Linked DNA regions of Homo sapiens: regions 2, 3, 4 and 5 are each linked to region 1. A link is a contact called in ENCODE Hi-C or POLR2A ChIA-PET data. All regions are on one chromosome and are shown on one strand. Each heading gives the region's core, a stretch centred on a gene start or an enhancer-like site at or near the end of the contact. The rest is flanking DNA. Distances are from core to core; before and after follow the strand shown.

Region 1 (2,509 bases), core at 4-2,503:
AATTTGTTTTAAATTATGACGTCTTTGAAAAGTATGCAATCTAAATTCGTTGGATTAGCGACGAGAATACTGAAGTTGAAGTGCATTTATAGAAGTCTATAAAATGGCAAAAAACTGAAAGGGAAAGAAATGAGCTATTTGAGTATTCTCTGTGTTGCTAGTAAACAAGTTCCAACTCTGCAAATCAGTTTTCAAAAGAATACTGATTGTTTCCTAAGTACCTGCAAACTCTGAAGCATTTTAGGCAAGGGAATGAGTGGGAAAAAAGTATCTTCATGTTTGTGCATTACAACAATAAAGACTATTATGTAACAATGTGGAGTCTTCAAAGCGACCCTGCCAAGAGGGAGAAAGTGGTCCTTATGGACGGATTGTTTTCTGCTAGAAGGCCCTCAATTAGAATTGTACTTACGCATACATAATATAGGATATTATTTTTATATTCATAGAAAACTGCTTTCTCGGGTAACTCCAGCGCTGTACATGGGATGGGATACCGGCCCTCCGTTTACAAATACTCAGGCGCAATGCTGCCCGGGCACTCAAAGGACAGAAGATAGTGTCTGTGCCCTGCGGGAGCAGGCCACGAATCCCGAAAACGCCGTGGCGCAGTGCTCCTTCCCGCGAACCTGAGTGGGCCGTGGTTCTCGGTTGCTCTGGACATAGGAAAATGTCAGTTCATGTGTGTCCCTTTCTCCACTAGATGTCACTGTAAATCAATTGCTTAAGGAGGGAACCCGGGCGTCTGGCGCATCTTCACACAGTACCGGGGTTTGAAGCCCGGTCAGTGTCTGCACTTGTGTCCTTCCCCACTGGGGAGCCCCAAGGCGGGGCAGGCGCGGGGACTCGCTGTGCACGGAGCGGCGCGCTGTCCGAATGGCAACCGAAGAGCCGCGACCCGGTCAACGAAGCGCGGGGGTGACCGGAGCAGGACGGGCGGGCAGGCGGCGCAGTGCGTGGGCGGGCCCGCGCTGCGCTCCCCTCCGCCCAGCTAGCGAGACGGTCACGTGCCGCCCAGGCGCTGCCCCTTGCGGGCGGCTGCAGAACAACAGGGCGGGGCCGGGGAGGGGAGGAACACGGAGGCCGACGCCGGGCGCCGCGGTGCTACGCCCGAGGCTGGGGTCGCCCCGGGCCGGGGGGAGCAGAGCGCGTGCGCCGCGCGGCTGTGAGCGCGAGCGGGGCCGGGGAGCGCGCGCGGAACGCTAGGGGGCGTGGCTGCGGCGCGCGCGCTAACCGGAGGGGGAGGGGCGGAGAGCCACCGCGGAGCGCGCGCGGGGTTGGTTGCCGCGAGCGTGGGGGAGCGTGGACCGCGGCGCTGCTCAGCGGTGGGGCTGCCTTCCCCCGGCCCTCCTCCCTGGTCCCTGGCGAGGGCACTGGCGGCGGCGGGGCCGGGGTCCGCAAGGCCGGAGAAGGCCGCCGGGCCCGGGCATGGTGGTCTGGGGCAACGCGGAAGGTGAGCGACCCCCGGGCCGGCGGCGGGGTGGGGGAGGGGCGGGATCGGACACGCGTCGCCCGGAGGCGCCGCAGACCCGCCCGGCAGCGGCCAGAGCGCGGTCGGCCTGAGGTGGCGCGGGGGAGGGGTGCGTCGCCCCGGCCCCGGCCCGCGGCCGTCCTGTCGCGGCCTGGGCTGTCCACGGCGCCTTCCCCTGACGCTCGCAGCCGCCGGGTTATGTAATGTGTGACCTCCCCTCCCCTTCCCTTCCGTCATGGCGCGGCCGGCCCCGCGCCGCCGCCAGCCCCATGGGCCGCCCCGCGCCGACCCCTGGCGCAGCGGCCCTTCCCTCCGCGCCCGGCCGCATCCCGCCGGCCCGGTCAGACCGCGCCGCAAACTCCTTCCTCCTGCGCCGGCGCCTCGGCCGGCCATTCAGTTCCGCGCCATTCATTCACGCGCGCGTTCGGGCGTTCGTTCCACAAGCGTTTGTAGAATGTCGACCCGGTCGAGCCGCCGCTCCCACCCGCACTCCAGCCACAGCGTTTTTCCGCACCCCGCCTTCGACGTCCCCGGTGCATCCCAGAACCGGTCGGAATGTCCGAAGGCGGTTGTTGCTCCCTTGTTTTTCCTTGCTGCTTGTCCGTTCGCTAAATACGCTGGGCGCCGTTCCCCAACTGTCCTTCCGAGAGCCCCTTGCCCACTTCTGTACTGTTACAGTGACGCCGCTCTGGGCGCACCGAGCCGCGCTGTGTTTCGCTGCTCTTCCTACCTATTCTCAGTTTGTAAAGAAATAATCTCACATAACACTCCTTAATGTACTCCTCCGTAAGATAAATTGCAGATAATATACGTCTGCTAATTCTCTTTATCTCCACGTCTTCTCACGCCATGTACTAAGTAGAAATGGTTTCATTTAGGTGAAAATAATGCAGACTAGCACATAGCACAACAAGGGCTTGTAACTATTAAGGACTTTATGTAACAGTCTGTAATTCTGTGTATCTGTCTGGTCTTTCCGGACTTGGCACTTTAGTCTCCGAGAATAAGCCATTTCCTGTTTAGGTAGGGTAGGACCAA
Region 2 (2,509 bases), core at 8-2,507, 850 kb after region 1:
TTGTATTTTTAGTAGAGACAGGGTTTCACCATGTTGGCCAGGCTGGTCTCAAACTCCTGACCTCAGGTGATCCACCCATGTCTGCCTCCCAAAGTACTGGGATTATAGGCGTGAGCCATTGTGCCTGGCCTGTTTTTAATTTAATAGTCGTGATTCCTTCAGTCCTTCTTCAGGTTTGGGTGTGTTCCCCAGATTGGCAGTGGCATACTTAAAGGAACATAGTTCCCCACTCTGTGGTGTTTCCTTTTATGTGTCCCAATGGGAGGGCCAATTTGATTTTTAGAATCCACCAGAAATCATTTTCAGTAATTCTATTTGAGGTGGTCAGAAACAATTTAGAGCTGTGATACAATGTTACTAATTTTCTTTTGTTACTCTAAACTGATTCCAAAGAGGAATTCAAGTTTTAAAAGTGTTTTAAGCATTGGGAATACCACTGGAAGAACATACAGAAATAGTTTTGAATAATATTTTGCACTTGCATGAGCATTTATTTGTTTTGCTGTTAAAGTTCATTTTTATACTATTAGTAATACTCTGCACTTTGAGATATTGTTTACCACTCAGAGAGCCAGCATAGAATTAGAAACAGCATAGATGTCCATTAGTATGTGTTTGGTTAAATAAAATGATATTGCCACGCAGTGGAATGCTGTAAGCAGTCATCAAAAATATTGACGTAGATTAGTATGTATTGACATGAAAACTTTCTTAGATATATACTAAGTGGGGTGAAAAGCAAATTTTATAACTTTATAGAATATCCTTATAGATCATTTTATAGATTATGGCATTATATGTGTATAGGATTCTAGAATATATAGCATTCTATATAGAGAGTATAGAATTATAGATTATAGAAGGATTTTTTGAAAAATAAAAACAATGTTTTACATATATTATGTACATAGAACAAATCTGCAAAAAATCTATTAAACTGTTAATAGAGGTGAGATAACAGGGACAGTTTCACTTGACTTGATACATTTATTTTGTGTGCTTTTTCCCTCAACAATCAATTTCTTTTTCTTAGTCTTTGACTTTTGAGAAAGTATAGATTCACACGCAGCTGTAGGAAGTAAAACTGAGACATCCTGTGTACCCATCACCCCACTTGCCCAAGGGGAGCATCTTGCAGACTGTGGTTTTGACACAGTATATCAAGATAAGGACCGTTTCTATCACCCCAAGAATTCCCACGTAACCTTTTACAGCCATATCTACTGGCCCACCGCTGTAACTGTATCGTAACCATACTGTGACTGGCTGAGCATTTTGAATGTGCGGGGGACTTTTTGTCAGTTCTCCTGAACTGATTGGAGCAGTCCTCTGAGGTAGATGGGACTGTCTGCATTATAGAAGAAACTCAGGCTCAGAAAGCTGAGGAAACTCGTGAAAGGTGACAATTCTAGTAACTGAGAGACCCAGGATTTGGACCCAGGTCTTTCTGACTCCTAAGCCTAAACTTTTAACCATGCAACTGAACTAGAGTTAGGTTTAGATTCAGACATACTTTGCATGTCTGACCTAGTTTCCTCCCTTCCCCACACCCTGAGAACGCATACGCATACTTACTAGTTTGTTTTCAGAGTATCAAAAACAGAGTATTATACTCACACCCAGAAAGTATTTTAGATCTGTCACCATATATCGATAATTAGTCATTCTTCAAATGCTTTTTTAATATTGATATTCAGATATTTTAAGAGGTTAATTTACTTTTAGTCTACTAATATTAAAGTTATTTGTATTGGATAGAACTAGTCTTTGTTTCTTTTATTATTATTATTTATTACTATTATTATTATTATTATTTAGAGATGAGTTCTTGCTGTGTTACCCAGGCTGGAGTGCAGTGGCACAGTCACGGCTCACTGTAGATGAGACCTTCCAGGCTAAACTCAAGCAATCCTCTCACCTTAGCTTCCTGAGTAGCTGGGACTACAGGTACATACCACCATGCCTGGCTAATTTTTTAATTTTTTTGTAGCGACGAGGTCTCACTGTGTTGCCCAGGCTGGTCTTGAACCCCTGACCTCAAGTGATCCTCCTACCTCGGCCTCCCAAAGTGCTGGGAGTACAGGTGTGAGCCACCACGCCCAGCCTAGAACTGGTCTTTGGACATGCCATGACTACTGGTTGTCCTAGTGAAGTTTTTTTCTGATATAAGATACAGCAGTATTATATAGGTGTTATAATTTTCTGGGAAGAGGGTTAAATATTTAAAGCATTATAGACAGTGACATAAAACTCATCCTTTTTGAAAATATCTAGGTACATTATTATGTTAAGCAGCAAACATAATTGTTTCTGACAGAAGGAATGAACTTATCACCTAGGAGTCATGCTCTTAAGTTTCTAAGTTCCCTACAACCATTCAGAACACATACTGTGCAGTTATTAGAAGCTCTAGCGTTGTCAACTTTGCTTGCTTAGAGTCTTGTGTAGAAAAGCTGACTCTGAGGTAAGGTCATTTTCTTGAATCTTTGTAAAATCTAGCCCGACTTGT
Region 3 (2,509 bases), core at 6-2,505, 750 kb before region 1:
GCCTTTACAAAGTACCACAATCTGAGCAACATAAACTACAGAGAGGTGTTCTCTTGCAGCTCTGCAGGCTGGAAGCCCGAGACCAAGGCGTCAGCAGGTGTCCTTCTGAGGGCTGTGATGGAGAATCTGCTCCAGGCCCTTCTCTTTGGCTTGTAGGTAGCCGTCTTCATGTTCACACGGCATTCCCTCTGTATGTGGGTCTGTGTCCAAATTTCCCCTTTGTATAAAGTCATACGGATTAGGGGCCCATCCTAATCCAATGTGATCTCAACAGGCCTATTTCCAAATGTGGTCACATTCTGAGGTACAGGAGTTAGGACTTCAATCTGTGAATTTTGGGGGCCACACTTCAACTCATAACAGCTGTGGCAACAGCTGACTCTGATACATTGAGAGACTGTGGAAGGCCTCTCGTTCTCCCCTCGCTCCTCTCCTCCCTGCCCCTCTGGGCTCTTTCCCTATCCTTCACCCACCAATATCTGAAAACCCTTAGAGACTTGTCCCTTTGCATCTTAAAGTTGGCTTGGTCTCCTGGGATCTCACCCAGATTGCAGTTATGCCCAGGAGAGGCAGCAATAAGCCATTTCAGTGAGCTCCCGACTGTCGTGGCTTTTAACCTCCATGTGTTAAGGTGTGTCCACACCTTCACTGCCAGGTCCAGCTTTCTGGCTGGAAGGCCCGCAGCATACAAGAAAGCCATGGGGCACACTCAGTGGGATGGAGCAAGGGGTGGGAGATAGGTCTGGAAAGATCCAAAGGCAAAAATCAAAGGCAGCAATATCAGAGCAGGAGAAACTGAGCGGATCTGGGTTTGAGTCTTGGCTCTGTTACTTCTGGCTGGGTGACTTGGACAAGTCACCTGACCTCCCCGTCTGCTTGATGTGCTTATCGTCATACCTACCTGCAGGTAAGGCCACAAAATGCCCAGGAAATACGTTATGGTGGTTCTAATATCCTCGACGACTTCATCATTCTCCCTGGGCCTAGCACCGGCTGGCGGTAAAGGCGTAAGCTCTGCAATGCCTCGGAAGACTCAGCGGCTGTGAACTTGCCTTTGACACAAAAGCTGCTCTTACAGTGAGAACAGGGCCTGGAGCCCCCAGCTCCCCAGGCTCCCTGACCTGCGGTTGAGTTCTACATGCACAGCCAGGGCTGCACAGCTTCCTGAGCAGCGGGGAGGCTGTGGGCAGGAAGGGGAAATGAGAGTGGCCGAGGCTGTGCACACCTGGGCTGGATCAATGGCCACGTTGTAAAGCCGGCCCTCTGGGACGGCCTGCAATGCCCGGATCTATAGCTGTGTTAGTCATCGCCTCACCAGGCCTTCGTTTGTTTTTCAAAGTTTTGTTAGTGTGACTTGCACCTCCAGTAACTCATCTTTAACTGCCCTCCCTCCTATCTGACCCAGTTCGCACACCATTCATCTTTTCTTCTTCCTAATACATTTGATTTTCTTTACGCTCTCCATCTCAGTCTTGCTCTCTCTCTCTTTTTCTCTTTAATTTCTTCAGTCAACTAGAGATGGGGAAGCAGACCACCTGGGATGAAGGAGAGAAAGTGCTGAAGGGGAAAAGGCCACCTAGCTACATTAAGCTGGGAAAGTCTGTTTAGCTGACTTTGAAGTCCGCTAGCTCTCAGGCACTCGTCCTAGCAGACATGAGCAGCACCTTCCATTGCTAGGATTATCATTTACCTAAATTCCACTTACTTGCAGGCTGAGCCCATTTCAACTGGAGAAGTCCTTAAGAAGGTTGCCTTGCCCAACCACACGTTGCAGATGAGAAAACCAGGACTCTGGGAAGCTTACAAATTAGTTGTTCAAAGACACGTAACCAATTGCAACTCTTGATTCGAGGATCTAAATAAACTTTGCCACATAGACTTCCCCATACCTTCCTTTGTTTATTCATGTGGGAAATTTGTCTCTTAGAGCCTCTATGAAATATCACTTTGAATGCCCACATGTTTACAAATTTCATGAATAACCCCTCCAGATAGCCACTGAATGGAAATGTGTTTCAGCCTACACTAAGATGTGCCCTGCCTTTTTCTTCTGATGACATGGTGCAAAGTTATGTAAAATTCCAAACCTTACAAGAATGTAAGTAATCTCATTTCTAGGGACATGCTGCCAAAAATTGGTGCATAATTCTCCGTCTTCTTTTTTCACACTGATACTAACCCTCTTACTGTTGCTGTTGATTACTTTGGATGTGGACTCATACCACCAATGCAGTTCGGAGCTTGCGTTTTTCACTTTACATATCAGTAGGGACAGGAAGGTCTAACCCATTCTTAAGACGTGTGTGGTATTTCATCTTTCGGCTGTACCAGCATTTATTTAATCTTCTTCTTCAGAGTTCATTTGGGTTACTTTTACGTTTTTAATACTTTAAAGTCTTTAAACAAAGCCCCAAGGAACATTCTTGAGGCTTTAGAGGCTTAAATGTTAGAAGTAGAAATACAGAGTTAAAAGATTAGAACTTTAAACATTTCAGTAGATATTGCTAGG
Region 4 (2,509 bases), core at 8-2,507, 670 kb after region 1:
CCATGGTTAGCTATTGGCATGATATGAGCCATCTTTTAGGAAAACCAGTCTGGCTTTACTATGAGGGTACATTCCTGAAGTGTTGACATGGGAGACTGGCTGGGAGGAACACAGAGCCATAGAGTCCCAGCTGTTCAGCTCGGCCACCTGCTTGCCCAGGCTTGAACAAGGTATTGGCCTCTCTGAGTTCCTGGCTCTCAAGTGCAAAAAGGGACTCATCATCCCTTCCTCACTGGGATGAATGGAAGATTAAATGAAATAACAAGTGTGGGAGCACAGAGCATAGCAGACACTGGCTGCTGTTGGTCGCCTTCCCTTGGCGTTACTCTAGTCCACTGGTTTTGAGGCTCTGCCAGAGGAGCTGTAGACATTTACTTTGGAGGCATATCTGCCATTGTCCTGATAAACTTGTGAGCCCAAGTAGACCAGTAGGATACAGACTGAGAAAAGACACCCGTGGGTACATGCCTACTTAAGTGCCAGCTTTATAGTGCTGCTATCACTAAACCATTATAAGCCTTGAAAAAAGTGGGGAGGTGACAGGCTTCCTGGAATTGGCTATAGCGACGATGCTTTTTATCTTTATTTCTCTCAGCGCGCTCAGTCTGAATCCCTGAGCGACCTGACGTGCACCCCAGAGGAGGAGGAAAACGAGGAGAAGCCACTTTTGGAAGTCAGCCCAGAAGAGCGCCCCAGCTCTGGGCAGCAGGACGTGGCGCCAGACAGAGGCCCTGAGCCTGGGCCACCGGCGCCCTTGCCGCCACCCGGAGGGGCCCGTGCCAGACGCGCCCGCCTGCAGCACTCCTCCGCGCTCACGGCCAGCGTGGAGGAGGGGGGCGTCCCCGGGGAGGACCCCTCAAGCCGCCCGGCCACCCCGGAGCTCGCCGAGCCCGAGTCGGCCCCCACTCTCCGCGTGGAGCCCCCGTCCCCGCCGGAGGGCCCCCCGAATCCCGGTCCCGACGGCGGAAAGCAGGATGGGGAGGCGCCCCCCGCAGGCCCGTGTGCCCCGGCCACGGACAAGGCGGAGGAGGTGGTCTGTGCTCCCGAAGACGTCGCGAGCCCGTTTCCCACCGCCATCCCTGAGGGGGACACGACTCCCCCCGAGACTGACCCCGCCGCCACCTCAGAGGCGCCCTCTGCTCGCGACGGGCCAGAACGCAGTGTCCCGAAGGAAGCGGAGCCGACGCCGCCCGTGCTCCCGGATGAGGAGAAGGGGCCCCCAGGGCCGGCGCCTGAGCCCGAGAGAGAAGCGGAGACGGAGCCCGAGAGAGGAGCGGGGACCGAGCCCGAGAGAATTGGGACCGAGCCCTCCACGGCGCCCGCCCCGAGCCCGCCGGCGCCCAAGAGCTGCCTGAAACACCGGCCCGCGGCCGCCAGCGAGGGCCCCGCCGCGTCCCCGCCGCTTGCCGCTGCGGAGTCTCCCCCGGTGGAGCCCGGCCCCGGTTCCCTCGACGCAGAGGCCGCCGCCCCGGAGCGCCCCAAGGCCGAGCGAGCCGAGGCGCCACCGGCGGGCGCCGAGAGGGCGGCGCCAGAGCGGAAGGCGGAGAGGGGCGGTGCCGAGCTGCGAGGCGCGAAGAAGTTCTCGGTGTCCTCGTGCCGAGCGCGGCCTCGTCCGGGCGTCTCCCGCCCGCTGGAACGGGCCAGCGGCCGCCTGCCCCTCGCGAGGAGCGGCCCGGTCTGGAGGAGCGAGGCGGCTCTTGACGACCTCCAGGGTCTCCCCGAGCCCCAGCACGCGAAACCTGGCCCTCGGAAGCTGGCGGAGCGCGGCCCTCAGGACTCGGGGGACAGGGCGGCCAGCCCGGCCGGGCCGCGCAAGAGCCCTCAGGAGGCGGCCGCCGCGCCCGGCACGAGAGAGCCCTGCCCAGCCGCCCAGGAGCCGGCCCCGAGTGAGGACAGAAACCCCTTCCCCGTCAAGCTCCGGTCCACCTCCCTCTCGCTCAAATACAGGGATGGCGCCTCTCAGGAGGTGAAGGGTGTGAAGAGGTACAGTGCCGAGGTCCGGTTAGAAAGGTCGCTGACCGTGCTCCCGAAGGAGGAGAAGTGTCCCCTCGGGACGGCCCCCGCCCTTCGAGGCACCAGGGCCCCCAGCGACCAAGGAAAGGGGAAGGCCCGGCCCCCCGAGCCGCTCAGCTCCAAGCCGCCCCTGCCCCGGAAGCCGCTTCTGCAGAGCTTCACGCTCCCGCACCAGCCCGCGCCCCCCGACGCCGGCCCGGGAGAGCGGGAACCCAGGAAGGAGCCCAGGACGGCGGAGAAAAGGCCGCTGCGCAGGGGAGCTGGTAAGAGCCCGCCGAGGGTGCGGGAAGGGCAGGGCCTGGGGAGATCCACATCCACGGGCACATCTTGCTGGACACTCGCCAAATGCTCCTGGTACAAACTTTGTTGCAGGGGAATTGGAAGGAGTCAGAATTCCCACTAACATCATGTCTGATCTAGAGCAAGCTTGTCCAACTCGCGGCCTGGGCCCGGGGCGGCTTTGAATGTGGCCCAACATGAATTCGTAAACTTTCTT
Region 5 (2,509 bases), core at 4-2,503, 580 kb after region 1:
CCAGCAGGTGAATGGAGCTAGGCCTGGTGAACTGCAACCCTGAGCTCTGATGGCAGGTGGGTGTGGAGGGAGGGAACACTCCAACTCCCACTCTCTCGGCTTTGAGGCTCCTCCTTCTTTTGTAGAAACGGTTGTCATTGTGAGCAGAGCAGACTCTGGTTTTGGGGGATCCTCAAAACAGTGGCTGGGAAACAAGGAGCATTATTTATTTATTTATTTATTTATTTATTTATTTATTTATTTATTTTGAGACAGAGTCTTGCTGTGTTGCCCAGGCTGGAGTGTAGTGACGTGATCTTGGCTCACTGCAACCTCCACCTCCCAGGTTCAAGTGATTCTCCTGCTTCAGCCTCCCAAGTAGCTGGGATTACAGGCATGCACCACCATGCCCAGCTAATTTTTTGTATTTTTAGTAGAGACGGGGTTTCACCACGTTGGTCAGGCTGGTCTCGAACTCCTGGCCTCAGGTGATTCACCCGCCTTGGCCTCCCAAAGTGCTGGGATTACAGGTGTGAGCCACCACACCTGGCCTCAAGGAGCTTCTTAGTTTTCAGAGGTGAGACAGTCTCCTCTTCTCAATGGGGAAGTGGGAGGTCCTGCCTGAGGGTGCATCCCAGCTCACAGCCCCCTTGGTAAGAGGTCTCTGAAATCGGCTTCCTGCAGGTAGGAGCAGCTGGAGGAGGAGACAGAGCCATCCTTCCGAGGTGGGAAGTGGTGCCAAGTTATAGGGAAAGTGCGATGTGGGAGAGATGGCGTTACTGACTACTCATGATGTACTAATCCGGAGGGGTGGGAATCGGGGCAAAATGCAGCCATTTCCTGCTTCAGAATTAAGTTTCCCCTTTTTGAAAGCGGCCCAAGCCCCGCTACCCATTCCTTTTGTTGTTGGCTTCCGTAGCTACTCTGCTGGCCCTCTGCCACTCTCACTTATGGGCTTTGTACCTCGAGACAGGCTCTGTGAGTTTACAGGTGGCAGAGGAACAAGATTCTCCTGCCTGTAAGGGAACCAGGGAAAAAGAGCAAAGTGGCCAGGTGGCTTGAGGTGTGCTAACAGATGGAGCGTTTGGTGCCAGGCCCGTTCCCTGGAGAGGCCAGCTGGTCTGGGTGTCAGGTTTCAGTGGGCCTTAGAGCAGGCGGGTCAGCAGCAGAAATGTGCTGGAGGGAGGAAATGCCATTTGCCTGGCCAGTGTTTGCTCGCGTCCTGCAGCCTGACAGCTCAATTTGTTTGCACCCACAGATTTCATGAACAGTGGTTTGACGACGGTTGCTTGGGTCCAGATTACATGGAAACATTTAGAACCTCCCCTGGGATTGCATCCTTATCTCGTAATCATAACTGCTTTCTCAGATTTGTAATAAGGGTTTTCCTGAACCTGCTCACCCCTTCTTATAAGTTACAGCAGTGACATCGCAGTTTTTATGTGTAAACCAGAAGCAAGTTGAACCAAAATAAAGAAAGCAATTTTGTGAACAAATAAGTTCCCCTTGAGAAGCACTGGGAATCAAATGCAAATATCATAAGGGACAGTTAAGAATCTGCTGTTGCTATCTAGGGCTCATGAATCTCCTGATGTGCAGAGAAACCATACATAGCAATCGCTTGACAGCTTTCTGCCAATCTCTTCTGAATTTTCACTGAAGAAACCTCCCCAGAGTCTCAGAGGAAGCAGAGCTGCTGAGATGCTGATTCACTGTGTGAGGCTTAAACTCAGGACGCATTTATACATCCTGTACTCTCAGTGTTTGCATGAAGCTTTTAAACACGGGGCTGGGCAAGACAAGTTTGGGGCAGTGGGCTTTTTCCGTGTGTAGACCTCTGAACCTTTAGGATTATTCTGGCTGTGCAAATTTACTGATACAAATAAATATAGGGACTCTGGCTAGGCTGAGAGAAAACAGATGAGGTATGAATGAAATTTATTTCTGTACAGATGGACTTTTAGTGGAAATTGTGAGGCTCACTCCACTTCCCAAGTGTAGGTCCCAGCCTTCGGTAGACTCTGAATGTCGTTGCACCACTGATGGAGGCAACACCAGAGAGGGGAAGGTCATTGGACTGTAAGCCACCTTGGAAACCCGAGCCTTGGTCTGTTGTCCAGGGCAAGTGGCAGCTTGTACCAGGGAAGGGAGGGGACAGACCTTAATGGAGTTTATCTGCCTGATAGGCATTTGCAGCAATAGAGTGAGTTTGGCTTTGGGTTTTTGTTTGGGCTGATAAAATCTTTCTGTTCACTTCCAAGCTGTTGGGTCGACAGGCTATCCACAGGCTGTGGGATGGGAGAAACTGTGGAGCCATCCAGCTGTGTGGCCAGGAAGGATGGCTAGCCTCTCCCCTGCCAGACTACTCACTGCAGGGACAGGGCAGGCATTTGCCAGGTAAATAACTTTTGCTGGAGGGTTGACATGGAATGGCATGTGCAAGAGAGGCGGTGTGGGACCCATTCCTGTCCCACAGCTGAGATTTTGGAATTGTCTGGAAGAGATGCCCTACCTGAGGGTGACCTCGGAG

What was found. Hi-C counts contacts between places; a loop is a spot of excess contacts on that map. ChIA-PET counts read pairs that join two places held with the same protein, here RNA polymerase II (POLR2A). Pooled maps may share reads with other maps.
Region 2: a loop to region 1 is called in a map of heart right ventricle, with 7 times the contacts of the local background. The contact joins the enhancer-like site here to the promoter of REV1 in region 1. A Hi-C loop is called at or near these places in 6 of 168 maps with a recorded cell type or tissue (A673, MCF 10A, PC-9 and 3 more), 20 of 37 single-sample maps with no recorded cell type and 18 of 50 pooled maps.
Region 3: a map with no recorded cell type shows a loop between it and region 1 (16-fold over the local background). The contact joins the enhancer-like site here to the promoter of REV1 in region 1. A Hi-C loop is called at or near these places in 2 of 168 maps with a recorded cell type or tissue (OCI-LY7 and heart left ventricle), 1 of 37 single-sample maps with no recorded cell type and 4 of 50 pooled maps.
Region 4: a loop to region 1 is called in a pooled map, with 4 times the contacts of the local background. The contact joins the enhancer-like site here to the promoter of REV1 in region 1. A Hi-C loop is called at or near these places in 3 of 168 maps with a recorded cell type or tissue (CD8-positive, alpha-beta T cell, IMR-90 and naive thymus-derived CD4-positive, alpha-beta T cell), 9 of 37 single-sample maps with no recorded cell type and 15 of 50 pooled maps.
Region 5: a loop to region 1 is called in a map of chondrocyte, with 10 times the contacts of the local background. The contact joins the enhancer-like site here to the promoter of REV1 in region 1. A Hi-C loop is called at or near these places in 1 of 168 maps with a recorded cell type or tissue (chondrocyte), 1 of 37 single-sample maps with no recorded cell type and 2 of 50 pooled maps. POLR2A ChIA-PET finds 5 or more read pairs at or near these places in 1 of 52 experiments (activated T-cell).

What each region holds. Positions count from the first base shown.
Region 1 is chr2:99,488,761-99,491,269 of GRCh38, reverse strand. It overlaps REV1 (REV1 DNA directed polymerase), which reads left to right and starts at 1,253. Exons shown (of 23, transcript NM_016316.4): 1 at 1,253-1,453. RefSeq lists an enhancer at 430-1,315 and silencers at 749-1,418, 1,529-1,628, 1,699-1,778.
Region 2 is chr2:98,636,624-98,639,132 of GRCh38, reverse strand. The region is part of intron 12 of MGAT4A (alpha-1,3-mannosyl-glycoprotein 4-beta-N-acetylglucosaminyltransferase A); the gene reads left to right. Among named protein-coding and RNA genes, the nearest start is that of UNC50, 29 kb to the right of the region's middle. Within about 2 kb of position 1,257, at least 4 of the 41 ENCODE cell types and tissues checked have a DNase peak (open chromatin) inside an H3K27ac peak, as active enhancers do.
Region 3 is chr2:100,233,942-100,236,450 of GRCh38, reverse strand. The region is part of intron 1 of LINC01104 (long intergenic non-protein coding RNA 1104); the gene reads right to left. Among named protein-coding and RNA genes, the nearest start is that of LINC01104, 27 kb to the right of the region's middle. Within about 2 kb of position 1,255, at least 5 of the 41 ENCODE cell types and tissues checked have a DNase peak (open chromatin) inside an H3K27ac peak, as active enhancers do; they include OCI-LY7, where a contact is called at or near this core.
Region 4 is chr2:98,821,624-98,824,132 of GRCh38, reverse strand. CRACDL (CRACD like) reads left to right here. Exons shown (of 10, transcript NM_207362.3): 7 at 596-2,276. Among named protein-coding and RNA genes, the nearest start is that of LINC02611, 51 kb to the right of the region's middle. Within about 2 kb of position 1,257, at least 20 of the 41 ENCODE cell types and tissues checked have a DNase peak (open chromatin) inside an H3K27ac peak, as active enhancers do.
Region 5 is chr2:98,908,260-98,910,768 of GRCh38, reverse strand. The region is part of intron 1 of CRACDL (CRACD like); the gene reads left to right. Among named protein-coding and RNA genes, the nearest start is that of CRACDL, 27 kb to the left of the region's middle. RefSeq lists an enhancer at 610-1,109. Within about 2 kb of position 1,253, at least 10 of the 41 ENCODE cell types and tissues checked have a DNase peak (open chromatin) inside an H3K27ac peak, as active enhancers do.